4 separate regions of the Homo sapiens genome follow, and all the other regions are linked to region 2. A link is an interaction called in ENCODE POLR2A ChIA-PET data of the cell type or tissue named here. Cell type or tissue: OCI-LY7. All regions are shown on one strand. Each heading gives the region's core, and the rest is flanking DNA. Links, peaks and the distances in the headings are about the cores only.

Region 1 (7,892 bases), core at 1,250-6,249, 520 kb before region 2:
GGGAGAGTAAAGAGGGTGGAAGAATCTTCACACTCTTATGAATACAGTGTACTGACTTGCAAAGAAAGGAGAGCTAACCTTCTTATTACAGCCAGCTCCTGGTTCTGCTCTACAGTGTATCATGTAAAAGAATATTTAAAACCAGAAAAAGAGCAAGTCTTCTTTCAGCTTTTCTCCTGCAGTTGTGACTATTTGGAATCTACTCATCTTTCAAGCAGTAATTTAAATCTTAGCTTCTTCATAAAATATTATTTGGCCCTCAAGGATTTGGGGGGTCTTTTTTCTCTTTATGCATAGCAGTTCTTGCCTTCTTTTCCACATTCAATAATCACTTTTGATTGGTCTATTTCTCCTTGCTATTACACACACACAAAAATCATTTTCGAAAATACTATGTGCCAGGCACTATGCATTATTATTGCATGAATCTTCACAAATATCATATGAGGTGGTTATTATCATTCTCATTTTACAGATGGGGTACCAGAGTTGGGGTAGATTAAATAACTTGTCACTGTGGTATAAGGAGGAGGCCAACCTAGATTAAAAAATGAGGTCTTTCGACCTGGCACGGTGGCTCATGCCTATAATCCCAGCACTTTGGGAGGCCAAGGCAGGCAGATCATTTGAGGTCAGGAGTTCGAGACCAGCCTGGCCAACATGGTGAAACCCCGTCTCTACTAAAAATACAAAAATTAGCCAGGCATGATGGTAGGCACCTGTAATCCCAGCTACTTGGGAGGCTGGGGCACGAGAATCCCTTGAACCCAGGGAGCGGAGGCTGCAGTGAGCTGAGATCGTGCCACTGCACTCCAACCTGGGCAATAGAGCAAGACTCTGTCTCAAAAACAAACAAAACAAAACAAAACAAAACAAAACAAAACAACAACAACAAGAAAATCCAAAAATGAGGTCTTTCTTATTGGAAATCACTCACCCTCACTTCGGTTTAAATCTATTTTTCCTAAAAAGAGAGGGAAGGGCAAAATGGGAAGAATGTACAAAGGTGGAGGGAAAATGGAAAAGTGATAAAGAAGAAAGAATATAATTTAGAGGATTGCTGGGAAGGGTTCAGTGTTTCTGGCATAGAGGGTCCCAGATAAATTGGTAGGAGATGCAGTAGGGAAGGAAGGTTGGGACTGGAGTCTTAATGAATGCAGAAGTACATAGAAGAGCACTTGGAATACAGTGAAATTCAATAAAGGGAGTTAATCTTATAACATGTTGAAGGTTTATTTATTTATTTGTTTGTTTAAGACAAGGGGTCTTGCTGTGTTGCCCAGGTTGTTCTTTAACTCCTGGCTTCAAGTGATCTTCCTGCCTCAGACTCCCAGAGTATTGGGATTACAGGTGCAAGTCACTCTGCCTGGCCATGTTGACAATACCTCTGTTTATTGTCTTCCCAGCTATACTGTGAGCCCTGTGAGGTCAGGGGTAGTTCTCCATCAAGTTCATCTTTATATCCCTAGGGGCCAGCAAAATGGCTACCATATGATAATGTTAAATACATCTCTGCTGAATAAGTGAAGTGAATTAATTAATAAGTGTTCTCTCAGGAGGCAGCATCGACAAAAAAAAAAACAAAAAACCAGAATCTGATTTTAGAATCAGAGGACCTTGTTTCAAAACTTTTCCCTCCAGCTTACAGATGCGTGACTGAATAAGTTACATAACCTCTTTGAATAGTTTACTCATATGATGATAATACTCACCTTAATGTGTTATTTTGAGAACTAAGTGAGATCATACTTTTGAATTGCTTAGCACATTACCTGACAAATTATAGACATTCAACAAATGTGAGTTTCTCATTGCCTCCTTCCCACCATCCAGTATTAAAATGTGCATTAGGAGAGTTTATGTCTAGATTGTAAGAGATAGCCTTCATTTCTAATATTCAGTCCTACTGTCAGACCATGGTTTTAAATTTAATATTTTTAAAAGATGACTACTAAGGCCAGGCATGGTGACTTATGCCTGTAATCCCAGCACTTTGGGAAGCTGAGGCAGGAGAATCACTTGAGCTCAAGAGTTTGAGACCAGCCTGGGCAACATGGCAAAACCCCATCTCTAAGAAAAATTAAAAAAAAGAAAAGTTAGCTGGGTGTGGTGGCTCATGCTTGTAGTCCCAGCTACTTGTGGGGCTGAGGTAGGAGGATTGCCTGAGCCTGTGAGATCGAGGCTGCGGTGAGCCGAGATCACACCACTGCACTTCAGCCTAGGTGACAAAGTGACCCCCTGCCTCAAAATAAATAAATAAATAAATAAATAATCAAAATTAAAATTAAAAAGATGACCACTGTTTAAAGCATCTGTGATAAAGTGCCACATATTGGTACTCAATAAAAAGATGCTGAATAAGTAAATGAATTGAATCAGGTTGAATATTCAGAATTTTATCAGATTATCTATAGTTTTCTAAGGATCCAAGATATGTAAACACTTCATTATTAGTTGATTGGGTTAGTATTTAGTTGGTTTGAGATATCCATCAACATTTCTAAATTCCTTTTGTTTGGTTCCGTCAGCTCTAAACAAATTTATAATGACAAATTCAATTTCCTAGTTTTCTTGCTTTTAGAATAAGAGGGTGCTGGAATCAGGGAAAATGAATAATATCCATTTAAAAATAGTTTGCTGTCATCTGGCTTAAATATTAGTTTTTTTTTTTTGAGATGGAGTCTTGCTCTATTGCCCAGTGGCACGATCTCAGCTGCAACCAGATCTGCAACCACCGCCTCCTGGGTTCAAGTGATTCCTTTGCCTTAGCCTCTTGAGTAGTTTGGATTACAGGTGCCTGCCACCTAGCCTAGCTAATTTTTGTATTTTTAGTAGAGACAGAGTTTTGCCATGTTGGCCAGGCTGGTTTCAAACTCCTGACCTCAGGTGATCCACCTGCCTTAGCCTCCCAAAATGCTGTGATTATAGGTGTGAGCCATTGTACCCGGCCTAGATTTATTTTTTTTAAAAAAACAGTTTCATTGAAATAAAATTTACATACCATACAATTCACTCATTTTAATTATACATTTCAATGGTCTTCAGTATAATGACAGAGCTGGACAATTATCACAATCTAATTTTAGAACTTTTCCTCATCTCCAAAAGAAACTGTTCCCATTAGTTGTCACTCTATCCCCCTCTAGCCTCCCAGGCCCAGGGAAACAGTAATCTACTCTCTGTCTGTATAGATTTGTCTATTCTGGATATCTCATGTAAATGAAAATTTACAGTACATATTTTTTTGTGACTGATTTCTTTCACTGAGCATAATGGTTTCAAAGTTCATTCATGCAGTAGTATTTTTGGCTATTACAAATAATACTATAATGAATAATACTGCTATGAACATTCATGTACATGTTTTTAATGGATGTATGTTTTCTTTTCTCTTTTTTTCTTTTTTGTTTTTTTGAGTGCAGTGGTGCAATCTTGGCACACTGCAACCTCCACCACCCGGGCTCAAATAATCCTCCTACCTCAGCCTCCTGAGTAGCTGGGACTGCAGGCATGTGCACCACGCCCAGCTAATTTTTGTAGAGACAGGGTCTCACCATGCTGCCCAGGCTCGTCTTGAACTCCTGGACTCAAGTGATCCACCTGCCTTGGCCTCCCAAAGTGCTGGATTACACGCATGAACTACCGCGCCTAGCCCAGATGTATGTTTTCATTTATCTTGGGTATATACCTAGTCCCTTTCTAAGCTGATCCTACAGCAACATTTGAGTCTACTAGTCATTCCTTCACACTTGAAACATGTTCTTACCTTGACTTTCATGATGTTACATACTTCTAGTATTCTTCCTTCTTACTTAAGAGTTCCTTCTCAATGTCCTTCATGAGCCCCTTCTCCTATACCTGGCCATTAAATGTTGGCATTCTTCAAATATTTGTAATGGACTCTTTTCTCTTCTCTCTCTCTTCTGAAGAGGCAGAGTATCACTCGACAGTGGCTATTCACAGGTGTGATCATTGCACACTACAACCTTAAACTCCTGGGCTCAAGCGGTCCTCCCGCTGGGACTACAGGTGTGTGCCATCATGCATGGTTCTGTTTTCTTTTCTCATTCAGTAATCTCTCTTTTCTCTTCTCATTCTGAAAGCTTACCTAGGTGACCATATCCCTTCCCGTGGCCACGGTTACCATGTCTGTGTCAATGGCTGCCAAATCTCCAGTTTAGATCTCTCTTCTGAATTCAGACCTACATATCCAAATGTCTATTTGATATGTTTACTTGCATATCTTAGTCTTTCTATGTCCAACCTAAACTCAATCTTCCCCCTTCAATCTGATCCTCTTTCCATGTTTTTTCTTTTCTTTTCTTTTCTTTTTTTTTTTGAGACAGAGTCTCTCTCTGTCACTCAGGCTGGAATGTAGTGGCACGATCTCGGCTCACTGCAACCTCCGCCTCCTGGGTTCAAGCAATTCTCCTGCCTCAGCTTCCTGAGTAGCTGGGATTACAGGTGTGTGCCACCATGCCCGGCTAATTTTTGTATTTTTAGTAAAGACGGGGTTTCACCACGTTGGCCAGGCTGATCTTGAACTCCTGACCTCATGATCCGCCTACCTTGGACTTCCATGTTTTTTTTTCCTTAGGAAACACAGATTGTTGAATCCCAAGTGCAGAATTATGGAATTCTAGGAGCCATTCCAACCACCTTTCTTTACTGACTTATAGTATATACTATCTATTTCATGTACTTGAATCTATCTACTTTTCCCCATCTCCATTGCCATTGCCTTAGGATGAGGAGCTGTCATCTTTTATCTCAGTATCTGCAACAGCCTCCTGACTGGCATCCCCATATCCCCACTCACTCCTTTCAATAAACTTCCATATATCAGCCTGAGTGATATTTTTATAAGATATAATATGTCAGCCCCTTCCCCACATTTCCAATCTTCCAATGCCTTCCCATTGTTTTTAAACTAATGTTCCAGGCCAGGTGCAGTGGCTCACGCCTGTAATCCCAGCACTTTGAGAGGCCGAGGAAGGTGGATCACTTGAGCTCAAGAGTTCAAGACCAGCCTGGCCAACATGGTGAAACCCCGTCTCTACTAAAAATACAAAAATTAGCTGGGTGTGGTGGTGGGTGACTATAATCCCAGCTACTTGGGTGGCTGAGGCAGGAGAATCACTTGAACCCGGGTGACGGAGGTTGCAGTGAACTGAGATAGTGCCACTGCACTCCAGCCTGGGCAACAGAGCAAGACTCCGTCTCAAATAAATAAATAAATAAACAAGATAATGTTACAAACTCTACAGTCCTCAGCAAGTTTTAGCTCCAATGACTGCCCTAGTCTAGTCTTATATTATTTTACCCCCTGTTCTGTGTTCCATTCATACCATCATTCTCTCATTTCTTCAGAAAAGCTACCTCAACATCTTTGCATGTGTTCTTCCCTCTTCCTAGACACAATCACTCCCCTGCCAAACTTGCTTAATTCTAATGTATCCTTCCTATCTGAATTCAAACATTTTCTCAGAGAAGTCTTTTCTGAAAGCATTTCCTGCTTCCCCCTCAACCCCCAACCCCCAACCCCCACCTAGGTTAGGTTCCTCTTTCATTCTTTCTTTTTTCTTTTTTTTATTTAGACGGAGTTTCACTCTTGTTGCCCAGGCTGGAGTGCAGTGGTGTGATCCCAGCTTACTGCAACCTCCGCCTCCAGTGTTCTATCAATTCTCCTGCCTTGGCCTCCTGAGTAGCTGGGATTACATGACACCCGGCTGATTTTTTAATTTTTAGTAAAGACAGGGTTTCGCCACGTTGGCCAGGCTGGTCTCAAACTCCTGACCTCAGGTGATCCACCTGCCTCGGCCTCCCAAAGTGCTGGGATTACAGGCGTGAGCCCCCGCGCCGGGCCTTTCATTCTTTCTTAGCCCCAAATGTCTTTCCCTCAAAATATTTGTCTCAGTTTATAACTACATGTGCGTTTATATGATCATTTAATCAATGCCTATTTCTCCATGTAAATAAGTGTTGAAACTGGTTTTGTCCCTATTGCATGCTTAAGAATGAACACATTTACCTAAGCATTTAGTAGGTGATAAATAAACCTTCATTGACAACATGAGACTCCATCTCAAAAAAAAAGTTGAAGAATTCAATGAAATTTCACTTATTGTATTTGCTTATGTCCCTTTAGTCTAAAACTGTCCCCTGCCTTTTCCTTTTTGTTGTGCTTATTCGTCTTAATGACACTTGGCTTTTTGAAGAGACTTAGCCTTGCTGAATCCCTCATATTCAGGATTTGTCTGTTTTCTCATGATAATTGTACTTTGCTTCCTTATCACCTGTATTTCTTATAAACTGTTAGCTCTAAAGTTTGATTATATTGGCTTTTTTTTTTTTTTTTTTTTGAGACGGAGTTTTGCTCTTGTTGCCCAGGCTGGAGTGCAACGGTGCGATCTCGGCTCACAGCAACCTCTGCCTCCCGGGTTCAAGCCATTCTCCTGCCTCAGCCTCCGGAGTAGATGGGATTACAGGCATCTACTGTGCCACCACACCCGGCTAATTTTGTATTTTTAGTAGAGACGGGGTTTCTCCATGTCGGTCAGGCTGCTCTTGAACTCCAGACCTCAGGTGATCCGCCCGCCTCGGCCTCCCAAAGTGCTGGGATTACAGGCGTGAGCCACCGTGCCCGGCCAGCTTAAAATTTTTTTGACAAAAATGCTTCATAGGTGATACGAAGTTCTTACTAAATGTCTACAGGAAGAACACAGAGTTTGTTGTTGTTTTAATTTTTTTTTTTTTTTAGAACACAGGATTTTAAAAAATAAATAAGATTTTGCCTCAGCAACTTTAAGTTTGATCATTTGGATAAGTTTATAATTATCAGACTTTTCCATTCTAAGAAACTTTTGAGTACCCTGTTCTTCAACAACAACTTTTCACCTAATGGTTTTAGCAACTATTGGTGATCATTGGCTGAATCAGCTATTTTACTGGGAATTGCAGAATGGTATTTTTTTTTTTTTTTTTTTTTTTGAGACGGAGTCTTGCTCTGTCGCCCAGAGACTGGAGTGCAGTGGCGCAATCTCGGCTCACTGCAAGCTCCGCCTCCAGGGTTCGCGCCATTCTCCTGCCTCAGCCTCCCAAGTAGCTGGGACTACAGGCGCCCGCCACCACGCCCGGCTGTTTTTTTGTATTTTTAGTAGAGATGGGGTTTCACTGGGTTATCCAGGATGGTCTCGATCTCCTGACCTCGTGATCCACCTGCCTCGGCCTCCCAAAGTGCCGGGATTATAGGCGTGAGCCACCGCGCCTGGCGTTTTTTTTTTTTTTTTGAGACAGAGTCTCACTCTGTCACCCAGGCTGGAGTGCAATGGCGCAGTCTTGGCTCACTGAAACCTCCGCCTCCTGGGTTCAAGTGATTCTCCCACTTTAGCCTCCCAAGTATCTGGGACTGCAGGCACGTGCCACCATACCTGGCTAATTTTTGTATTTTTAGTAGAGATGGGGTTTCACCATGTTGGCCAGGCTGGTCTTGAACTCCTGACCTCAGGTGATCTGCCCACCTCGGCCTCCCAAAGTGCTGGGATTACAGGCGTGAGCCAACTGTGCCCATCTGCTGAATGGTATTTTTTAATTTTTTAATTAAAAAAAAATTTTTTGAGACGGAGTCTTGCTCTGTTGCCCAGACTAGAGTGCAGTGGCGCGATCTCAGCTCACTGTAAACTCTGCCTCCTGGGTTCAAGCGATTCTCCTGCCTCAGCCTCCTGAGTAGCTGAGATTACAGGCACGCACCACCATGCCCAGCTAATTTTTGTATTTTTAGTAGAGACGGGGTTTCACCATGTTGGTCAGGCTGGTCTCGAGCTCCTGACCTCGTGATATGCCTTCCATGGCCTCCCAAAGTGCTGGGATTACAGGCGTGAGCCATCACACCC
Region 2 (7,892 bases), core at 1,743-6,742:
ACCAGGTTCTGACAAATGCTAATGGAAGAAAGGTGCCCATCTTTCTTCCAGTTATAACTTCCATGTTGTCTCAGTTATAACCACTAGGTTATAACACACAGCTCTTTCTGTTATAACATGGTCAATATCCTCCTGTTTAGCACCGAATTAGTCTCTAAATGCTGTTTCCGTTGCTTTTGGCTTTTTAACCACACATCATAACTCATAACTGCTATAGGCTTGGATGTTTCACTTTGCCCAGAATGATACTCATGGATTAATTTCAAGAGCCCCCATGCCTAAATCACCACAGCTCCATCTTAAGAGTAGTCTGCTTACTGCTGCTTCCTGGTCACATGATCATGAAAGGCAAGCAAAACTGGAGTGGGTTAGATATTTCCAAGTCCAACTGAAATTGTGAAAAATAAAGTGCTATAGTGACCACAACTGTGAATTGGCAGAAATCATTTCCAACAACAAACTGGTATAGGTTTTTACCTTCTAGGAAGGATTGTATCCATCATAGACGTTAAATTTCATAGATGAAAAAGAATTTGGTAAATGAATCAATCCCTTTGCTACATCTCCAACAAATTAATTGACCAGTTAACAATAGATTCTGATATAAAACTTTGAACCGAGTGAATTTTTTTTTTTTTTTTTTGAGTTGGAGTCTCGCTTTGTGGCCCAGGCTGGAGTTCAGTGGCACAATCTCAGCTCACTGCAACCTCTGCCTCCCAGGTTCATGCCATTCTCCTACCTCAGCCTCCAGAGTAGCTGGGACTACAGGCACCCGCCACCATGCCCAGCTAATTTTTTGTATTTTTAGTAGAGACGGGGTTTCACCATATTAGCCAAGATGGTCTCGATCTCCTGACCTCGTGATCCACCCGCCTCAGCCTCCCAAAGTGCTGGGATTACAGGCGTGGGCCACCACGCCCTGCCCGAACCAAGTGAATTCTATCCTTCACACCAGATGATAAGCTGAGTCAGCATTTTGCTAAATCAGGATAAAAAATTGTATTTAATTATTGTCTTTCTGATGATCAGTTTGAAAAAGACCATTCAAGCCTTTGCTAATTATTCTTCCTTGGTATAGGCCTTGGTTTTTATTTATAACAGAATCAGAAGAAAAGTTTGCCCACTTCGTTACCTACCATGATTTCCACTGAAATCTTTTGCAAAGTATGTGTTTTCATAACTCTAGTTTCAGGAGGTGCTCTCTAAAAAAGTTCAATGAGAAAGAAGTTTCACGGTCAGAGATTTTAGGGACAGATTACAAATTATGTCACTTCTTGCACATTTACAATAGACATTAGCATAGTAAAGCCACTGAGAAGTCCTACAGTGAAAAAACCTATGTAATTTTATTTCACTAAGACTCCCTAAACTATCTGACCACAAAAGCCTGTTTTCAAATAACACCTATTAACATCCTGTGGAACAGTGGTCCATTGAACGTCCTCAGAAAGGATGCATTAGAGAGCCAGGAGACATCCAACAAGGCCAAGATATTTTCTAACCCTCAACTTTACTAAATAACTGGCCAATTTAATTGCATTTATTCAATTACCTAAATATTAATCATTTTAAAAGTATACATTTTAACATCAACTATCTTACTGTAAAATTCTAGTCATTTAATACAAGCACCATATCAACACAGTGTCTGCCCTTTAGGAACTGCTAGTATTTTTGGAAAGAAAAAGATGCATTTCCTTAAAGGGAAGTTGCACAGAAAGGCCACATGTGATTATGTAAAAATTAGTGGGGCAGAATTAAGCACTATGAAAGTTGAAAGGAGGAGGGCAATTGAATCCACATTATCCACTTTTAGAGACAATGGCAAAACCCATACACACCCTTTGTTCCCTTCTGCCTGTCATTTTTTCTTCCTTTCCCAGAGACACTCAGAATGCAAAATGTGTTATTTGTTCTGTGCCCACAGCTTTGGCAGGTTGGGATCCCTACATTGTTAAGCCTAAAGGCATTCAATATTAGAATTTATTGTCAGGAAGTCATAGATCTTAGGTCAGGGTTAGAAGAAAACTCTTACCCTCATCTAAGCCACCACATCCCTTGTCCTGGCCCCCAGTGGTATCCTTGCTGCCACCCTGGCCCCCTTATACATGGTTCCCCAGGCAGCAGCCAGAGTGATTCTTTTCAAGTGTAAATTGGACCCGGTCTTTTTTTCCAGTGGCTTCCCATCACAATTAAAATAAAACCTAAATTCTCACCACAGGCTACAAAACCCTGCAGTGATCTAGCCCCTGGCTACCTCTCTCATCTACCTCCTACCACACACCTCCCTCACAGAACTCCAAACCCACTGGGCATCTCCTGCTTCTCCTTTGAAGGCCTGCACACTTGCTGCCCTCTTCCCCACTGTGGCATTTCTCCTCGCTTCATCAGGTCTCGGCCCAAATGTTGTCTCCTCAGAAAAGCCATCCCTGGACCCCTTACCTTAAATAGCGCCCTTATTCCACACCTCACTTCCACTTAATCCTCCATTCTCCCTCATCCTCTTCATTTTTCTGCAACTGGCTTATTGCTTTTTAAAAATATTTATGTATTTACTTGTTGACCTTCTTGAGGGAGGGGACATAATTCTGTTTCATTCAATGTTGCAGTTCACAGTGTCTGGTACACATGAGGCATTCCATAAATATTTGTTGAATGAGTTAGTCAATCAATGAATGATTGAATGAATAAATTTATAGTAGAATAAACATGCACAGCAAAGCAGGATATACGCCAAAAATTATCTGAATAAATTAGGAAGTACATACCTTCTCATAAAAATCCAGCAGGTGAGTAACTCTTATGGTGGCACAGGAATTCCAAGAACTTCCTCTGAAGAAAGTCACTTCTAGCTGGGTGGCTTTGCATAATTCACTTAGCTTTTTTGTGTCTCCAGTTCTCTTAACTGCAAAAGGAGGACAATAATAACTACCTTGCAGGATTATTGTGACAATTAAAAAAGATAATGTGTATGAAGTTCATAGGCCAGCTGTCTTCCACAGTGGATGGTCATTATTATCAATTCGCCAAAGCTTCTTTTATAGAATTTCCTTAAATAGAAAGGTGCCTTTCATAAGTTCAAAGTGAAGGCCATTTGGCCTGCTAATACATGAGAAAAATAATTAGTTATTCATGAAATGTATGGTAAGTATGAAGCAAATAAGTTTTTTAGATTATTGTTTTGAACTACCTAGACCACAAAGCCCCTCAGCATTCTGAGGATAGGGACATGTGATACATCACCTATGCACTAATGTTTTTTACTTTCAGGGGACCTCTTAGCTTATCAGGAGAAAGCTACATGAAGAGTTTAAACAAGAAAACCCTTTGGTTTTGAAGTAATTTAAGAACTACAAAGAAGATGTGAAAACAGTATGGATTCCATATAACCATCACCCAGCTTCCACCAATGATATTGTGCACAACCATAGTAGAAAGTCGAAACCAGAAAATTAACACTGGTCCGATTCTATTAACTTAGATACAAAACTTATTTGAATGTTTATGGAGGATCTTTTCTAATCTTGAAGTTGGGAGCTAATTGGGATCATATCTTGGTTCCATTAATCAGGCAAATGAGACAAACTTACAGATTAGTATATAAAGCTCTAATTTATATAATTATTTTCCTTTTCAAATAATTTTAGAATTTAAGAAGCTGTTAGTTTCTACCTACCTAGAAGTCTGGTCTACGCATTCTGAAAAAGCAAAACACAAAGCCCTTCACAGTTCTAAAGAAATGCAGATATGAGAATCCCTGATTTTAACCTCTAAGCTCAAGGCCCATATTTCCCTGAGAAATGAATTCCTCCTTTTCCTGTTAGTTCTGGATATTGCTGTGCATTAGTGTTGAAAGGGAAATAAAGCTGAGGCAGGCCCGAAATTCAGCAAGCACTTAGACTCCAGCTAGAGGAGGACTACGACAGAGAGGAGCCATCCACATGCCTAGGGAGGGCCTGAAGGTCCTGTGAGAGACATCCTTACTTGTGCTCCTTCAGCCTTTGCAAGTGCAGAAGCCACCTGCAGCCGGGCTGGTCACACACAGAAGGGCACATACCACCTGTTCCTCACCCAGGCGGTATTCTCCTTGCCGCAAAGCCTCCCGACTCACCACTTCTTCCAGTTCTGAATGTGACAAATTCGCATCAAGTGAAATTTGTTAATTTGACGTAACAAAAAGATATGCAAAAGCGTTCTTTAAAAAAACATCTAAAAATACTAACACAAAGTCAGCTATAAGTGAGGTACTGTCATTTTTTCTGTTTCATTAACTGAACGCTTCTGTTTTCCTCTTTTGTGTAACCCCACCCTGCAGGGTGGTCCACTTGAACTAATGAAATATGGCTTTAAGTGTATCAGGGTGGAGATGACTCATGCTCCATAATTAGAGTGCCTTGGGACTGAAAAACAGAGCTTTTGGTTTCAGGGCCATCCAGGTTTCACTTTTGATTCTTTATAAGATTTTTCCAAAATGTGAAGATCTTGTTCCAGAGAATAAAAAGATTGATCATGGCAAAATTATATCAGAGTACCTCTCTTTTCCCTTAATTCATGTTGTAATGAAAGAGTATAGACTATGGAGCCAGGAAAGATGAGTTTGAATCCTAGCTCCACAATTTACTGAATGTTTGAATTTGGGCAAATCATACCCTCAGTTTCCTCATCCGTACAATGGGTAATATAGTATAATACTATCTACTGGGTTTGTTTGGTGAATCAGAGAAGGTCATAAATGTGAAAGTCCTTTGCAAATAAAAGAATTTTACAGGTATGTGCCAGGCGCGGTGGCTCATACCTGTAATTCCAGCACTTTGGGAGGCTGAGGCAGGCAGATCATGAGGTCGGGAGATCAAGACCATCCTGGCTAACACGGTGAAACCCCGTCTCTACTAAAAATACAAAAAATTAGCCAGGTGTGGTGGCAGGCACCTGCAGTCACAGCTACTCGGGAGGGAGAATACTACTGAGGGAGAATGGCGTGAACCCGGGAGGCGGAGCTTGCAGTGAGCCGAGATCGCGCCACTGCACTCCAACCTGGACAACAGAGCAAGACTCTGTCTCAAAAAAAAAAAAAAAAAAAGAATTTTACAGATATGTTATCATTGCTATGTCACCTGGAAGAAACATAAAATCAAAAATCCCATTTAAATTCATTAGAACAGTTTGAATGTCATGCTAATGAAATGATTTGATAGATAAGCTTTTCCTTTCCTTCCTTTTTTTTCTCTTTCTTTTTTCTTTTCTTTTCAACTGGGGAATGAAAAGAGTATATAAAGAAGAGGCAGAAGCTATCTTTCTTCATAAAGTTCTTCGTAAAGCAATCTTCATAAAGTTCATAAGATGTGCAGTGTCCTTTTTCTCCTTATGAATATTCTCCACAAAACTGTGCTCTGAGTCTTGCCACTGTGGAAAATCTGGAGGGAAAACCTAAAGCCAGTCTGCAAGAGAGTTTTCATAAGTCTTCATGGTAATGAGAAAAATAACCATAACTTGGTGAGCTAAATTAATTAAATTTACATGACTGTCATTTATCCTGAGATTATGTCCTTCCTACCTTATTTAGTGTAAAAATCCCCTTTCTCTTCTGAAATGATGGTGATAGTGGATGGCAACTGTTTTGTTTGCTTTCAATGTCCTTACTCTGCAAAATAAGAAGTTGGCTACCCTATGTCAGGCCCCAATTATTTTTTGAAATTGGACTGGCCCATGACATGCCAATCTCTGGGAACCCTTGGCTTGGAAGGTTAATTGGAGATGGCAGGAATGGCGGTGGGGAAGCTAGTTCAGCTGCCTGTGTTTTGCTCCCTTCCCCAGAGCCCGCGGGGCCCACTGCCCCACATCCGGGCTGTCTCCAGTCCCTGGCTGTGTATCTGCGTCCCAGCCCCCCTGCTCCTCATCCCTGTCCGCTTCCCTCTCCCAGCCTCTCCGGGCTGGCGTCATCCTTCTAGACACAGCTTCATAAGTTTGCCATGTGCAGTGACCCTGTGTTGACACCGAGCCATGATACAAACTATGGGATTGTAATGAATCTCTAATTACCCACAGTACCTCAGAGAGTCGTCAGCCCTGCTGCTCAGCTATATTCCCCACCAATTTGGTCATCACCAAGCATTCAGACTGCAGCCAAACTCTATGCCTGGAAACTGGAAGCCCCCACAGTCTCAGCCAAATGAGGCTGGCTCTGCAGGCTTCTGGGAATGACAGGATGATTTGCTCCCTTGTTATGAATCAGAGAGGGCGTTTGCACATGAATCATTTAGCTCTGCATGGAGACCCTGTTCTCAACTTTTATTTCTCCTGTAGGTCAGGCTGAGTGGATGCTCAGGAACCCTCCGGTGATTGCCCTTGGGTGAGGTGGGGGCGGGGTAAACATTTTTAATTTCGTGGGATAATTCTGAATCCTACTTCTTAAGCTAAGCCAAAATGGGAGGTGAAAACTTGTCTAGGTTTCATAAAGTGACAAGCAGCAGATTTTTATTTTTCAATAGAAAATGTCATATCTTACCAGTGGGGAAAAATAGCTTCAGAAAAATGACAATAATAATATCCCTCCGCCCCCCCACTACATGCTGGAAATTGCTCTAGAGGCTGTGTATACATTATATCTAATCTTGACTAAGACAAAAACACAATCGACCAACAACAAAGTCATTTTACAGACAAGAAAACTGAGGCTTGGACTGGTTAAGTAACTTGTTCAACTCATATCGCTAGAAAGCAGCAATTTGTCTCATTCCAAGGCACAGGCTTTCTAAGAATATTTAATAGTTGGAACTTAAGAGAGATCACTGGTCTTAAAGGGAAGATGGTCTTTTAATTTACTATCAAATCTCAGTTGAAAAATTACTCCTGGTTTCCAAAATAAGTCATAGAATTTATTTTTTAAAGATTGAGTGAGATAATCAGCATGAAAATATTGACTTGAAAAAAGTTAGTAAAATACTCGAGAAAGTGCTCAACTAAGTCAAGAAACATTTCAATTCAAATATCACTGATACAAACATTAACTATTCTTTTCAATATTCAAATATCCCCTTGCATGAGACAGGTGCTGGGGAAATAAACATGCATAAGACACTCTCCACCTTCAAGGAGCTTAGAGGACATTATTGATGTTGTTCTTATTTCCCACATAATATAGTATTAAAAGTTTTATTTATACAGTGCTATATGTGAAACTTTTTAGAGCAGGTTACTAACTAATATTTCTCCGGTTTTTCAAAACCGGGGCTTACCATAGCATGAACGGTGTCATACTGTTCAGTTTGTGTGAGTTGAGGATGCCTATGGCCACTCGATGTTCAGGTTATACCCAAGCAATGTGAAAAAGTTTTTCAAGGAATAAATGTATGTATTCCAAGGTTGTGTTTTAAAACAGAAATGGATGAGCCATAGGAAGTGGTCATGTGTTTCTGAAGCCAGTCTATTTTCCTAGCATCAGGACATGATTTTAGTCCAGAGGCTCCTTGCAATCCAATTGGTTTCCCGAATTTGCAAGTAATTTGTACTTTCTGTTGTGCAACAAAGCTTTGTGATTAAGACAGTACTACTCTGTTCTTGAGACTTACAGCCTTCTCCTACCACCTAGAACAGATAATAGAAAGTAACTTTACTCATAGGGAGCATTTTTATAATTAAAATTTATAGTTCCTAAATCCAGAGTCTGTCAATCATGCCATCTCTCACCTCATCAATAAACTAATACGAAGTTTTAGCTGGAAGGGAATTTGGAGATTAATGTCTTCATTTCACAGATGAAGAAACTGATGCACAGAGAGGTGAGGAGACTTCAAAGACAAACTGAAAAAATCTGGTATACAGGATGCTAATGGAATATAAAGACGTTCTACCTGGGGTAAGAAGTTCGCATTACTCTATTTTTGAAGGTTTGC
Region 3 (7,892 bases), core at 1,408-6,407, 88 kb after region 2:
GATATAAAGACAGCAGATAAGTATATGAAAAGATACTCAATAACATATGTTATTAGGGGAATACAAATTAAAGCAACAATGAGGCTGGGTGTGGTGGCTCACACCTGTAATTCCAGCACTTTGGGAGGCCAAGGCAGGTGGATCACAAGGTCAGGAGTTTGAGACCAGCCTGACCAACATGGTGAAACCCTGTCTCTACTAAAAATACAAAAATTAGCCACGCGTGGTGGCCCATGCCTATAATCCCAGCTACTCAGGAGGCTAAGGCAGGAGAATCACTTGAACCTGGGAGGCAGAGGTTGCAGTGAGCTGAGATCACGCCACTGCACTACAGCCTGGGCGATGGAGCTAGACTCTGTCTCGAAAAAAAAAAAAAATAAGCTATCACTACATACCTATTAGAATGGCCAAAATTGAGAACACTGACAACACCAATGCTGGTGAGGATTTGGAGCAACAGGAACTCTTGTTCATTCCTGGTGGGAATGCAAAATGGCACAACCACCTTGGAAGACAGTTTGGCAGTTTCCTACAAAGCTAAATATCATCTTACCATATGATCCAGCAATCATACTTCTAGTCATTTACCCAAATGAATTGAAGCATATGTCCACGCAAAAACCTACCTGCAAATTTAATTGCAATTTCATTCATAATTGCAAAAAATGGGAAGAAACATAGGTAACCTTTATTAGTGAATGAACAAACAAGCTGTGAAACATCCACATATTAGAATATTATTCAGGAATAGAAATAAATGAGCTGTCAAGCAGTGAAACGACATGGAGAAACTTGAAATGCACATTGCTATGTGTAAAAAGCCAGTGAAAAGATCAATGGTTGCCCGGGGCTGGAGGAGAAGGAAGTGATACATAGGTGGATCACAGGGGGATTTTTAGGGCAATGATTCTTTCTGTTTAATACTGTAATTGTAGATAACATGACTATGCTTTTAGCAAAACCCGTAGAATAACACAAAGAATGAACCCCAATAGAAACTGTAGACTTTAGTTAATGCTGATGCATCAATATTGGTTCATCGCTTGTAACAAATGTACCATACCAACGCAAGACATTAATAATAGGGAAAACGAGTGAGAGAGAAGAGGGAGAATATGGGAACTTTCTGTACTTTTTACTCAACTTTTCTGTAAGTGTAAAACTGCCCTAAAATAATATCTATTCATTTCAGAGAGAGAGAGAGAAATCAATTGGAGTTAAAGTCTAATTGTTTTTGCTTAATTTCAATTCTAGATAGATAATATGGTTTGCAACTCTTGGAGCGGATAACAGCTAATACAAGATTGTTATTCGGTAAGTTACCAAAAAGATATCCAGGCTGCCAGATCTCTCCCCATGTTATATTAGAATAACATGACAGGCTGGGCACGGTGGCTTACGCCTGTAATCCCAGCACTTTGGGAGGCCGAAGCAGGTGGATCACTTGAGGTCAGGAGCTCGAGACCAGCCTGGCCAACATAGCAAAACCCCATCTCTAGTAAAAATACAAAAATTACCCGTGCATGATGGCAGGTGCCTGTAATCCCAGCTCCTCGGGAGGCTGAGGCAGGAGAATCGCTTGAACTTGGGAGATGGAGTTGCAGTGAGCTGAGCTTGTGCCACTGCACTCCAGCCTGGGTGACAGAGCAAGACTACATTTCAAAAAAAAAAAAAAGAATAATATGACAGTACAAGAGGTGTATGCAGAAGCCTAGTACACACCCAGAAGTAGACATTCCTACAGGACTATCTAGAAGTGGTATAGAAAGAGGAAACAAGGATAGCAGGGAACTGGGCTGTGTATATGACTTTCTGGAACTCAAGATTCTGGTGAGGTCACTGCTGGGCACACCTGCGTGGTGGAAACCTTGGCCTGAGATGGGCAGAGCTGGCTCTCCTGGCATCCATGTGTGCAAGCAGCATCCTCCACACAAGGATATACGGGACATTCTGGAAGGTTGCTGCTGAGACACATCTTCCTGTCCTTGCCATCCTCATGGAGAGCTGGGCCTGTCCAGAGTTGGGGATAGAGCCAAGTGCCAATAAGGCAAAGACTGAAATCTGAGTTTCTCTGAGCCCAAAGCCCTTGCACTTTCTGCCTCACCCCACTGTCTGTCTCAATAATTTTTTCTCTTTGGGCCTCTATCTTGAGCCCTCTATGTTTCTCCCTACACAACACCCAACCAACACAAAAGAGGCTCATACCTCTCTGTGCCTCTCCATTACATAGTTTTTAAATTTAACACTCCTTTATTAAGCAGTAAATTTGTGCCAAGCCCTGTTAAGTGTTGGAGATACTAAAAGAGGAATAAGATTAGACTCAAGGATCTCACAGTCTAGAGATAAAGACATGTAAATTACAGTGAAACAAGATATTAATTGCTATAAATAAGGGGAAAAAGATTTCTTGGAACCACAATAATCCAGCACTTTGAACTCTATAGGATATTGTGAAACTCTATTAAAGTCCACGTCGTCTACATTTTTTAGTATCTCTATCTAGCTTTTTGCCAGAGCCTCACATTTAAAATTCCTTTCAAACCTCTCCCTCCTATTCATATTCTTCAGCCTTTTGTTTCTTCCTCAAGATTGCTAACTCTTGCTGATTTTCCAATTCAGTCAAACTGCTAGGCCACTGTATGCACATTCATCCAACATAATTACTGTGATTCTCTTACCTGCAGGAAAGGAGAAATGAGCTTTACCCATGGCACACTGTCATTAAGCAGGAGGGATTACCAACGTGCAACCTCAAGGCCATATTCCACAAGGAGGGTGATGCGGCCGGAAGTGAAATGATGCTATGGAGTCCAGATGACAGAGCCAGCCAGTTCCGTCCCACTGCCAACCCCTGTGTTAGGGCCAAGCTCCAAGGTGGAACAGGGAGGATGGGGAGCAGTGAGCAACTAGTCCCAAGCCCCACATGTCAGGGCTTTTCTCTGGCGTAGACAAGAGGAGGAATCAGGTGTTGACAGTTTCCTGTTTTTCACCCTGCCACAGGCAGGCCGTATTATGCACTCTTGCCTTGGGACAACTTATCACATAAATGCCTCACACAAAGCTTCTACCTGCTTCTCTACATTCCTTTCCTGTTACTGTCCAGTTTCCCATGTTGCATTTTAGTAATGCCATGGGAGGAGATGCTCCTCACAACCACACTGGATTCCTGGCTTTCTGCCTCAACACATGCCTTTCCTTCCTTCCTGGGCTCTCTGAACCTTCTTCTGCACCTACCTTGACCTCTACTCACTATTCATCTGGCCAGGCTCAGATCTCCTGGGATCTTTCCTCAACCATCTTCATGCCTACGCATCCTTCCTCTATAATATCTTTGTGGTGAATTAATCTGTTTTCAATTCTGATCCTTTGCTAGACTGTGGGCAATTTCAAGTCAGGAGAATTTTGCATTCCAGTGCTAATGCCTAGCAGTGCCTGGAACTGTGTAGACAACAATATATTCGTATTACTGTCTCCTTCCTAATGTGTAAATATATGCAGTGTAGCACATGGTTGAAAGTACACATTTCTGAGCTATCCTGCTTAGGTTTGAGTCCTGATTCAGCCATTTACCAGCCATTTACTCTGGATTTGGGGGCTGCACCTAATGTTATTCTTCCTCAGTGTCCTCAAATGTGAAACAGGAATAAAAATATTTATCTTATAGGTTTGTTGTGGGATTTGAATGATAGATTATAGATAGAGCAATAGATAGATAGATAGATAGATAGATAGATAGATAGATAGATAGATAGACAGATAGATTTAGAATGATACCTGACACATATTAAGTGCTGGATAAGCATTAACTATTACCATTGTCATCATTACCATTATTATTATCATTATCATCTGATTTGTAGTCTTAACAATAGAGCACAGCACAACAGAGAATAGAGTTCTTGGTTCCCCACAATGCCTTTCTTGAGATTACCAAAATACTTGCTCAGATTTATCTGACTTCCAGATTATTCAGAATAAACAGCTAATACTGACCCTTTATGTTCAGATCTGCTGACACAAGCTCTGCTCCCGAGGGGTTTCTGCTGATTTAAATAAGTAGAACAACTGTTGAACAGTACTTTAGACAAAACCACAAACTCTTCTCTCAAATCACATTTGTTATTAAAGAATAACTAGCTATTTATAAGGGGGAAAACCACCAGAATAGAAGATTTTTTAAAAGGGGGGAAAAGGGGAAAATTGTGTTATTATTGGCAATGACCTTGGAAAAATAAGAAATGTTTCTTAAAAGGAAAATTAGTGAGGCTGTTAATTTTAGAATATCATGTTCAAAATGCTGAATTTCTTTAGAATGATACAGTTAATTGAGAAGAAAAATGCTAAGGGGAAGAAAAAGAAGTTAAAAAAAAAAAAGCTGTGCAGGGAACTGCAAGAAACTCAAGCCAATATGTAGCTTGCATCTGCTGGCAATACCCTCATCAAAGAAGGAAATAAGATACAGAACTGAAATTGCTATTCAGAGAAACTTGATAAACAAAATAATCCATTCAATATAACAGATGTCTGTACAATAGTGTGTGCCATGACTAAAATATCTGACCCACCCACCTACCCACTGGCATTGCTACCAAAAACATCAATTTAAACTGGGCAACCTGAAACGTGCAAAATAAAATTGGCTATAACTACAATGTCAGCAAAATATATTCAAGCTGAAAAGAATGGAAGTATTTAAAAAGCATTATCTATAAAGTGTGCTTCCAAATGCTATACTCTCTCTCCTTGGCCCAGGTACATATTCTGTCCTTATGACATTTTCACCTCTAGTTCAGTTCATTGGTTCTGCAATTTTAACAAGATAAAAGAAGCTATCTCAATCTAGTTCACTCAAGAGATATTTGGTACATCTTCTGTATTCCAGGCCCAGTGATAGTTGCTGGAGATACTAAAATGAATGAGACATGTTCAACGTCTTGAAGAGTTTACACTCTAGTGCTATATTTGCTTAGCAGTAAACTGAAGCATCACTTTGGATCTATTTGAGTCTCTGCAAATATGGACTCACTAGATGAATGGTTCATATTTATCCTTTGATGGAAAATTATCAAATTTTCTGGACTATTGTATTTCCATTAAGAACATGAATGCCAGGTACCTAGTTTAAGGTTGCTGTTATGGACTAGCCTAAAAGATTTGGTATAAGGCAAGAGAAACTTTAGCACTTTGCAATCCAAATCTAATCAGTAGGAAAGTTTCTTTTTGTTTTTCATGTTTTCATATACAAAACTGAAGGTTTGAACAATGGCTTTTTATACCTACTGTGCCTTTCTTGGATACTATGGCTATTACCAGGGTGAAGCAATTGTCATATTTCAGGGAAAAAATAAAAAAGACAATACACAAACGAAAACTGTCAAAACAAAATTAATCATCACATTTTCCTGTTGCTTAATTTCTTGATTAACTTCTGATGGCCCTCTGAGACAACGAAAAAAAATGCTCAAACAAAAAAGACCTTAAAAGGAGGTGAACTTTCATTGCACAGTATTTCTGACAGCTTGCTCCTAAGCAAAGCAACTGGTGTCCCTGGGGACTCATTCAACATTCATTGGAATCATGGAGAAACAGACCCAGTTTGGAAGATGTTTTTCTGCAGTACAGAGGGGGACTTTGATCCTAGCTCAGATAACAGCTGCTATCCCTGAGAGGATTTTCTGGTCGTTCTATCCCTCAGGCCAGGTAAGTCTCAAGGGAGGTGTCTAGTTGACCTCAGAGCTCAACCAAGCAACTGATACCTGAGGGAGGGTCTTTGAGTGGGCAAAGGAGCCTGGCATCGAGTGTTATCGTTCTGTCAGTCTCTCTCCTGGCTGGAGACAGAGCACACAGGAAAGGAACTCCTAAAAGGAGTCAGGTCTCACCTGGATTTTCCCCCTCATTGTAAAATTAAAGAAAGGCAGGAAGCCAAAATACCATGATAGATTTTGGTCTCTGCCGTTATGTTTTCTCCTGTTCTGGAATTGTAACAAAGTGTTTCCTTTGAAATTCCTGACCCCTGGCTTTTAAATACAGAAGCAAAGGTGAATATGTATGATTAATCTCTTAGAAGAAAATAAAATATGTTGTATAGTTAATCAAGTAGCGTGGAAGAATATAAGATTACATCACTACATCACCTTGTAGGAAACCATTTTTCTTTTTCTTTTTTTCTTTTCCTCTTTTCCTTCCTTTTTCTTTTTTAGAGATGGGTCTCACCACGTTGCCCAGGCTGGCCTCAAACTCCTGGGCTCAAGACATTCTCCCTCCTCAGTCTCCCAAGTAGCTGAGATTACAGGCATGCATAACTGCACTTGGCTCATTTTTATTTTAGAATTAGGTATATTTGAGAAAGAATTGTAGTATCCCCTTTAAAATGTAAAAAATTAATCTACATATTGACACTGTGAGGTAAAACTACATCTTTGTCATTGTATTTATGATGTGAAACATCAGGGAAATCACTGAAGTTACAAAGACATTAAAAAAACACCTTTATGATAATTTGAAAAGGTGACTATCAAAGAAAACTCCAGCCATCACAAAATTATTCTGCCACTGATAGTTTAATAAGCCTTTATTTTTTATTTATGTACTCCTTTAATAAATAAAGGAATTAAGCATTTATTTGTTAAGCACTTATTATGTGCAAAGCACTGTTTTAGATGCTGTAGGGAATAAAGATATTTATGACAGTCCCTAGATTTACTAGGGGGATTAAGACTGTACATGGTAGGAAATGGTAACTGCCATAGAGATGACATAAACTACAGGAGTTAAAAAAAAGTCTCCCAATGACCACCAGTCCCATACGCAGTTTTGGTTTCAACTATTAATTCAATTGAAAGCTAATTTCAGGATATCAGGATATTTAGCCAATGTCTTCCCCATCACAAAGGGAAAATGAGCTGCCATCAGCCCACAGAGAGAGGCTTACACCTCTCCGCAGATTTATGAAGGCAAGTGAAGGCAATTTGCCTATCTTTCTCCGCTCTCCTTTCTTTCAGCCTTTATACTCAGGTATGAAGTGTGGCATTGGCTGCAGTAAAGGAAGCTGAAACAAGAAGAGAAAGAAAGTTGCTTTTCCAGTCTTCTGCAAGCCATCTTGCATTCTTGGGCAAACCTCCCTGGCTCAGCTGGGAATATGTGTTTGAAAACCTACATTCCGAAGGGAAGTCTGGCAATACCAAGGGCATCTTCAGCTGATGCTTCTTAACAGGTCAAGAGCCAGAGCCTTGATGAGGGAAAGAGAGGACATATTTTTGCTTTGTCTCAAGGAAAGTACCTTCCTCTGAGTCCCTGAGGCTAAAACATTGTCATTATAAGAACTATTGACAAACATTCAGCATGACAGAAATGTGTGTAAAATACACAATTGTGTAGAAAACACAAACTCCACATGTGATGGATTATGTGTTTTAATTCAATAAGTCAGTTAGATGTCTTGCAGTATGTTCTGGGCACCTGTTCAATATTTCTATTCTTTGGGAGAGGAGATCTTCACCACTTAAAATAACTAGATCAGTGGAAAAGACTCATTCTTACTCGAGCATTTATACCAGTTATATCAGATGTGTTCATTCTTTCCCCTTTTTCCCTTCTTTCTAATACTTCAGATTGTCCATAATAGGATTCAATTAGGAAACCTACTTTGTACCTTGACTTGTTCATCCCTGTGTCTTAACTTGGATTCTTAACATTTTTTTCTTTTATCCTTTTGTGAAGATTTTACATTTCCCCCTTTCCAATATTACCCTTCTTCTAAAGACTTTCAGTGTTAGTATCTTTTATATCATAGTGTACATCTCTACATCATGTACATCTCTACATCATAGTGCTTTTTCACATATGTCCAGCTCCCCACATCTGTATCTGCACATTACATACCTATGAACCCG
Region 4 (7,892 bases), core at 1,861-6,860, 250 kb after region 2:
ACATTCGTTTCTATTCTACACATTAGCAAAGACCCTCTGCTTAAGAAATTGGCCTGAAGCTAGAGTTAGCTTGTACCTGAGCTGTGTTTCAGAAACCCTTGGCCTGGATGGGACTTTCCAGCCAAGCAGCAGGGATTCCTGGGAAAGCCTGGAGGCCTGTCTGAGGCCTGGTCCTATGTCAGTGATTGATGAGGACAAGTGCGAGAGGTGACGCACTGTGAAATCAGACTGTGGCACAAAGAGTTAATCCTTGGTCTTTTTCCAAACTGGATCCTTTGAGAGAAAACATAATATTTATTCCTTCCTTTGTTAATTTTGCAGCAAAAAAGCGCTCTTGATATCTTATTCACTAGGCAAGATGCCAGCCTGCAACCTCCATAAAATTTCAGGAGATAAATACCACACTAGTGGCAGTAATTATTTGTCCTTGCATTATCATCATCAAATTATTTTAAACTGCTGATTTAACAAGTACTGTATTATAACCAATAGAAAGAGAAAAGCAGTTGTTTCTGCATACAAATTTCTTTCCACAAATTAAAGGACCTACCTATAAATCACAAAAAGGAAAAAAAGAAACTGAGAAATTACAACTCTGCCACCTTGGGCTTCTCTATTCTTAGAAACTTGGAAACAGCTTGGTAGTAAGAGTCCCCTTTCTCTCCTGCACTAACTCATTCACTCTTTCTCACTCCCCACTGGGTTCTCCCCTGGGAGGACAGGGAAGGCCATGTGTGTTTTTGACTTGGCTGCAAAGGCGAGTTTCTTGTACTTTCGCACCCTCCATAGCAGATGCACAAACTTTAGCAGAGTCTTTTTAACACTTCATTAATTATTGAGCTGTGCCAAGAGTAATTATTGGGCTATGCCAGGAGTCCTTTTCTCCCACATCAGTAAACAGTAATTTAGAGAAGGGGGGTTATAACCTTAGGGTGAGCAACGTTTTCCCCCCACAGCTGTGTGGTGAGTCCAACAATACTGCATATGCTTCAACAAATGAGGAGGTCCACAGCCCAGCCTCTGTTACATGCAGGAAATGTTATGGGCCAGCAAAAAGAACCCACCATGCTAATTCTGTGACGCAAAATTTGGAACATCTCATTTGCTAACAGATCCAAGATATCTGTTCTGACTTTGTGCTTTTGCCCTCATTTAATAATAATAATAATATCCAATAACAGCGAGGGAATTGACTTTCAGGATATTCCCGATATGTTGTAACAGAAACATGCTAACATTGATATAACACTTTCTCTTAATTACTAAGATTTCTTTTCTTTTGCCATTATTCAGTAAAATTTTAATTATCTACATGTCCTTCAATTAACAAATGTCATTTCATGGTCACTTGACAACCCTAACCAACTCTGAGACTCGGCAAAATAGAAATGCCTTTTTTCAACATTTTAAGAGACAAATCAGACACAGGAAAGGTTAGTTTGAGCTCCTGTTCCTCAGGCTACTTAGAGCAGCGGTGAGAGTTTGCAGTCTGCATTTCAGAAAAACAGAACCAGGGGGTTAGAAGGTTACTTACTGCAACACTCTTGCCATGCCATATGACAGTAAAATTCCCTCCAAACAACCCCCCAAAATGTGATTATCCAGTCTCTGTTTCAATGGAAGAGAATTCTTTTCTGTAAGATACAACTCATTCTACTTTCAAATGTTCAGCATTGAAGTGTTGTTCATTCTCCTAAAGTAAAATGAATTTGTCTTCTTTTAGCTTCAATTCATCAGTCCCTTAGTGGAGATGTAAAACAACTTTGTAAATACTTCATGTCAGCTAGCCCTCCCTATATTAGTAGTTTTCAAACTTAACGGTGAATAAGAAACACATACTGCTAAAAATGAAGATTCCCGGGCCCCATAACCTAGAGGTTTGATTGTAGGAGTTCTTCAGGTAGTCCACAATAACACCTTGAGAAACAACACTCTAAGGCTTTTCTTCCCAAGGCTATATTTCTTTTGATTAATTCTGAGGAACTGCAGGTCACCAAAGAGTTCCACATTGCCATATCCAATGACCAGTTTTCTGTTCTCATCTTATTCATGTTGGTCATTCTGTACTTCTTGAAATGCTTTATTTACTTCTCCTCCTGCATCATTGTCTACCAACATATCACAATGGCTTCCTTGGGTTCCCTCCAGAACATATGAAGCAAACTCCCACCTCAGGGTTTTGTACTTTCTTTTTCCTCTGCATAAAATTTTCTTCTTCCATTTATCTTTTATTTACGATGCCCTCCCTTAGCTATTGAAGGTTTCTGATCACATAGCAACTCTTCAGAAATGGCTTTCCTGAGCAACTTATCTGCAATAGCTCCCGACTCATTCTCTACCCCTTTACACTGCTTAATTCTCCATCACCAGTCATCGCTGACATAGTATTTATTTGTTCACATGTTTATTTTTTTGCCTCTCCAGTGAGAATAATGTAAGCAACAAAGACGCTGTTTCGTAAACTGCCATTTCCTCAGTGCCTAACGCACACCTGCACATAAGCCCTCAAAAAAAAATACATGTCGAAAAAAATGAAAGAAAAGTGGTACTGAGTCCTTTCCTGAGTCTGTTTAAGCCTGTCTATGTCCCCACAAAGGTGTGCTGCCGAGAACTCCTCACAAATTCCACATATGGCCTGACCAGAATAAAACGGAATAATCTATCCCCTTGTTTGCAATACTAGATTTGTACAAATATGGCACCCGTTTTCATTCACTTTTAGGGCAGCTATGTCACATTATTGAATCACATTGAGCTTATGCAGCTGCTAAGCCACATTGCCCTGTGCAGCTGGATATTTGGAACCAAGCTCAGGATTTCACATGCATCCCCTGTTAAATGTTCTCTGATTAAATTTGCTCCAGCCCATTAAAATTCTTTGGGATACTAATTCTGTCGTTAAGCACGTTCCCACATCAGTAGCTCTTCCACATTCATTTCATCTGCCTACTGATGCATTTTCTTGCTCTAATCATTAATGAAAAACCTAGGCAGTGAAGAGGAGTTAAAAACCAAAGTTTGTATCTGGGCACTGCCATTTACTAGCTGTGTGACCAACCTTGGCCAAGCTAATTCAGTTCTCTGACTCCCTTTTCCTCATATATAAAATGGAGATGATAACTGTGATAAGGTTATTGCATAATTAAATAAGATCATAAAATGTTTAGTACAGCACCTGACATGTATAAGCCAGTGTTATCCCAGCACTCAGTGCAGTGCCTGACACACAGTGTGCACTAAATAAAGTTTTGTTGGTTTTTGACCAGGACAAGGACACAATCTGTGTGGTAGGACCATAGAATTGTATATCAGGGTTATCAACTATCCATTAATTAGCATGCTTTGACATTCAATTAGTTCCTTGACTGGTTATGAATACATACCTTCGTGCTATCGTCCTATTTGCCTTTCTCCATTTTATTTTTTAAAAGTTCAAGAGAAACAGCCAAATGCAATCTTGAAGTAAGGATACACTATGTTTAGTGCAGTCTCCAGAACTACCAAATATCCCTGTCGAAAAAATAAAATTTGATGGACAAGGTCAACAAGTTCCTAACCAGGGGTCCCTGGCACTCATCCTCCCCCACAAAAGAGGACCAAGGCAACAAATAAACAGCTAAGATTTGACTGGAGTGTTGAAGGGATAGCACTGGAGTGCAGTGGAGGAGTAAAGGACACAGGTGTGGTGACTGAAAGCCAGAGTGCAGCATGAAGGTACTTGGCCTCTGCAGCACCATCTCCCCTGCCTGGATCAGATTTTCCTGGAGTCAGGAGGGAGGTAGGAACACATCAAACAAGCAAATGTAAGCCGAAGAATCCCACCTGCCCCCACCACCACCACAAATGCCTACCCTCCTTACTGTAGCAGAATCCCACAGTCCCCGCAAGCCCTGAACCCAGTTAGGAGAGCTGCTAGGAATTTGTGCAGCTGCATTGCCCCAGATTAGAAGCACATGGTTGTGCACTATCCCCCTCCCACCCAGGCCCTGTGGGCCAAGCTGCTGCAGCATAGCACCATTTTGAGACCAGAGCCACCTCGGGGGTGTGCCATGCTCTGGGGCCTAGTAGCCACTGCATCTCTCCAGCATTGGGCCTCCATCTTCTTTCTACCAAGCCCAAACTGGGGGCTGAACACCACAACCCCAGCAGTGCAGAGGCTGGGCCCGGTCCTGCACAGCAGGGAACCAAACCTTGCCATCCACACTTCCAGCTAGAGAAATAGTCTGGCAGTACCACCCAAGGCAAACCCACCCTTGAGCTGGTCAAACTGTTGTACACCTTCTCCAGAGCAGGAAAGGCCCTCAAGCCTCCAAGCAGCTGACACTCTCCAGGCCAGCACAGCAGCTATATATTCATACCCAGGGCTTGATTAATAGCCCTGCAGGGCCCCCACCCCCTGCCAACAAGCCTCTGTCATGACCAATGACTCTATACCTGCAATCAGGGCCTGAGAAACAGCTCTGAGGGCAGCCCCTGGCAGACACAGCCCCAGGCTGGTCAAGCAGCTGTGCATCCACATCCTGGGCCTGAGAAACATTTCTGCAGGCTACTCCTGGCAGGCAGGTTCCCAGGTAAGCCAAGCAGTGTGGTGCCCACATCTCAGGCCTGAGAAGCAGCCACATGGGCCATCCCTGGAAGGCATGCCCACAGGCCAGCCAGATAACTACATGCATACACTCCCAATCAGAGTAACTTCCCTGTAGCTCCAACCCCAGCCCCAAGTTGGTGGACCCACTATATGAACACATGCACCCCTGACCTGAGAAATAGGCTGGCAAGCCCACCCATGGAAAAGCCACACCACCTCTGCCACAAAGTCTCTCAGCCTAGGCCACTGAGACACTCACAAACATCACTAGTGTGGATTACAGCTAAAGAAATTACATGGAGAATATACTACTGCATCCACATAGAACCAAAGCCAATACACCCCAATGAAGTGACACTTTAAGACCCATTTACATAAATGAGTCTTTCCTGATGAAACCTACTCCATAATATTGGAAGAAGCAGCTCTTTCACCAGATGCATAGAAATCAACATAGGGACACATCTAACATGAAAAAGCAAGGAAACATGACACTTCCAAAGGAACACAGAAGTTTTTGGTAACAGACCCTGATCATAAGGAAATATACAAACTGCCACAAAAAGAATTCAAAATAATAATCTTAAGGAAATTCAATAAGATACAAGAGAACACAGAAAATTTAATGAAATCAGGAAAACAATTCATGCATGATTTGAAGGAAAACGTTCAATGAAAAGATAGATATCATTAAAAAGAACCAAACAGAAAATCTATAGCTGAAGAACTCAATGAATGAAATAAAAAAATACAATTGACAGTTTCAAGAATAGGTCAAGCAGAAGAAAGAATTTTTGAAACTTAAAGACAGGTCATTAGAAATAACACAGGCAGACAAAAAGAAAAAGCATGAAGAATGAAGAAAACCTACAAGATTTATGGGACATGGTTAAGTGAACAAGTATTCACATTTGGGCATCCCAGAAGGAAAAGAAAATGGAAATGGTGTAGAAAACATATAAAATGAAAATGGTAGCTGAAAACTTCCCAAGTCATGGGAAAGAGATGGACATTCAGATTCAGAAAGCTCAAAGAATCTCAAATCCATTCAACCTACACAGATCCTCCCCAAGGCACATTATAATCAAATTTTCAAAAGTCAAAGACAAAGAAAGAATTCTAAAAGCAGCAAAAGAGAAGCATTAATTCATACATACAGGAACCCCCATTAGATTAACACTGAATTTCTCAGCAGACACCTTACAGACTAGAAGAGAATGGAATGATATATATGTTCAAAATACTGAAAGAAAAACACTCTCAACCAAAATATTATACCCAGCAAATATACCTTTCAGAAATGAAGGAGAAATAAAATCTTTCACAGACAAGCAAAAACAGGAAATTAATCTCCACTAGACCAGCCTTGCAAGAAATGCTGAAGGGAATCTTACATCTGGAAGTGAAAAGACAACTACCACCATTATGAAAGCATGTGAAACTATAAAACTCACCAGCAGAACTAATACACAAAGGAGAAAGAAGAAAGAATCAAGTCTTATTGATACAGAAAACCACCCAACCACAAAAACAAACAATAAGAGAGAAAGTAAGGAAGAAAGGATATATAAAACAATCAGAAAACAATCAACAAAATGACAGGAGTAAGTTCTCACTTATCAATAATAACCTTGAATGTAGACTGATTAAATTCCCCATTTAAAAGATATCAACTGTCTAAATGGACTTTTTAAAAACCAAGACTCAATTATATGCTGCCTACAAGAAACTCACCTCAGTTGTAATGACACACATAGGCTGAAAGTGGGGCAATGGAAAAAAATATTCCATTCAAATGGAAACCAAAAGCAAGCAAGAGTAACTAATATCAGGAAAAAAAAAACAGACTAAGTCAAAAAGAGACCAGGAAGGACATTATACAATAATAAAGGAACAAATTCAACAAGAGACTATAACAACTGTAGATACATATGCACCCAAAACTAGAGCACCCAGATATAAAAACAAATATTATTATATTGAAAAAGAGAGATAGACTCCAATACAATAACAGTTAATGACTTCAACACTCCATTCTGAGCATTAGACAGATCATCTACACAGAAAATCAAAAAAGAAACATCAGATTTCAGTGACACCATAGACCAAAAGTACCTAGCAGACATTTATAGAACATTTCACCCAATGACAGCAAAAGGCACATTATTTTCATCAGCACATAGAACATTCTCCAGAATTGACCATTTGTTAGGACACAAAACAAGTTTCAAACATTTTTTAAATTGAAATCATACTAAGTATCTTAACTGGCTACAATGGAATAAAATCAAAAATCAATAACAAGAGGAACATTTGAAACTATACAAATACATTAAAATTAAACAGCATGCTCCTGAAAGTTAAAACATCACATGTTCTCACTTGTATGTGGAAGCTAAAAGAAAAAGTTGGTATCATAGAGGGAAAAAGTAGAACAGATAATATTAGAGACTGGGAAGGATGGGGGAAGGGTGGATAGGGAGACTTTTGTTAAAGGCTACAAAGTTACAGCTAGATGACAGGAATAAATCCTATTGTTCTATAGCACTATAGGATGACTTATAGCTAACAATAGTATATTATATAATTTCAAGTAGCTAGAAGAAGGATATTAAATGTTCCCAACACAAAGAAATGATAAATGTTTGAGATGATGGATATGTTAATTACCATTATCTGATTACTTACATTATACATATCACATTGCTACCCCACAAGTATGTAGTATTAATTTATTTATTGGGTATTAATTTTGAAATTTTTAAAAAGAAAGAAAATTTAATTTATTAGGCATGACTTAGTGAACCCACTGCTTTCTTTTCTATATATTCACAAATCATACTTGTCTGGATTACTAGTCTGTCACTAAGTCATATGTCCCTCTTCTAATGCTTTTTCCATTCTCCACAGTTCCCTAAGAACTAAGCTCATGTACGGTTTTTCTCAGTGCCCTGGAATAGGTAGCCCAAAATAGAAAACTAGTACTTATTTGTTGCCACTAAGATGCTCCCTTACAAATTTCACATACCTGAAGTTTCAAGAGTCTCTTACCAATATCATTCCTGCATTTGTTAGTTTATTCCCAGCCATTTCTAAGAAAAGTATGTATCTACACTGGCACTTCAAGAATATGTATCAGAGAAGCAGAGTTTGTATAGTATGAGCTTCCCTTCCCCTTTTCATCATACTTCAAAAACAGGAAGGCAGAGACCTTCCTATTTTTCTGAATAAATATTTTGAATACATAGTCAGAACTGTTTATTTTATTAACTGAGACTTAAATCTTCATGCCAGGCTGCATTGT

The links. ChIA-PET counts read pairs that join two places held together with the same protein. Peaks named below come from ENCODE experiments on the same cell type or tissue, not always from the same donor. Only the 100,000 strongest peaks of a DNase experiment are listed, where the experiment ranks them.
Region 1: POLR2A ChIA-PET joins it to region 2 with 6 read pairs; 1 of 35 experiments calls an interaction of 5 or more read pairs at or near these places.
Region 3: POLR2A ChIA-PET joins it to region 2 with 6 read pairs; 1 of 35 experiments calls an interaction of 5 or more read pairs at or near these places.
Region 4: POLR2A ChIA-PET joins it to region 2 with 7 read pairs; 2 of 35 experiments call an interaction of 5 or more read pairs at or near these places.

Annotation. Positions count from the first base shown.
Region 1 is chr3:181,804,183-181,812,074 of GRCh38, forward strand. No RefSeq gene overlaps it. Among named protein-coding and RNA genes, the nearest start is that of SOX2, 96 kb to the left of the region's middle. In OCI-LY7, for the core only: no CTCF peak of the experiment used is centred there; DNase peaks (open chromatin) are centred at 4,059 and 5,529; H3K4me3 peaks cover 857 bases; H3K27ac peaks cover 2,145 bases.
Region 2 is chr3:182,321,390-182,329,281 of GRCh38, forward strand. No RefSeq gene overlaps it. Among named protein-coding and RNA genes, the nearest start is that of LINC01994, 160 kb to the right of the region's middle. RefSeq lists enhancers at 5,356-5,897, 5,898-6,438. In OCI-LY7, for the core only: no CTCF peak of the experiment used is centred there; a DNase peak (open chromatin) is centred at 4,052; H3K4me3 peaks cover 2,673 bases; H3K27ac peaks cover 3,997 bases.
Region 3 is chr3:182,409,230-182,417,121 of GRCh38, forward strand. No RefSeq gene overlaps it. Among named protein-coding and RNA genes, the nearest start is that of LINC01994, 73 kb to the right of the region's middle. In OCI-LY7, for the core only: no CTCF peak of the experiment used is centred there; DNase peaks (open chromatin) are centred at 2,972, 4,042 and 4,442; H3K4me3 peaks cover 4,583 bases; H3K27ac peaks cover 5,000 bases.
Region 4 is chr3:182,568,248-182,576,139 of GRCh38, forward strand. No RefSeq gene overlaps it. Among named protein-coding and RNA genes, the nearest start is that of LINC01995, 65 kb to the left of the region's middle. In OCI-LY7, for the core only: no CTCF peak of the experiment used is centred there; no DNase peak of the experiment used is centred there.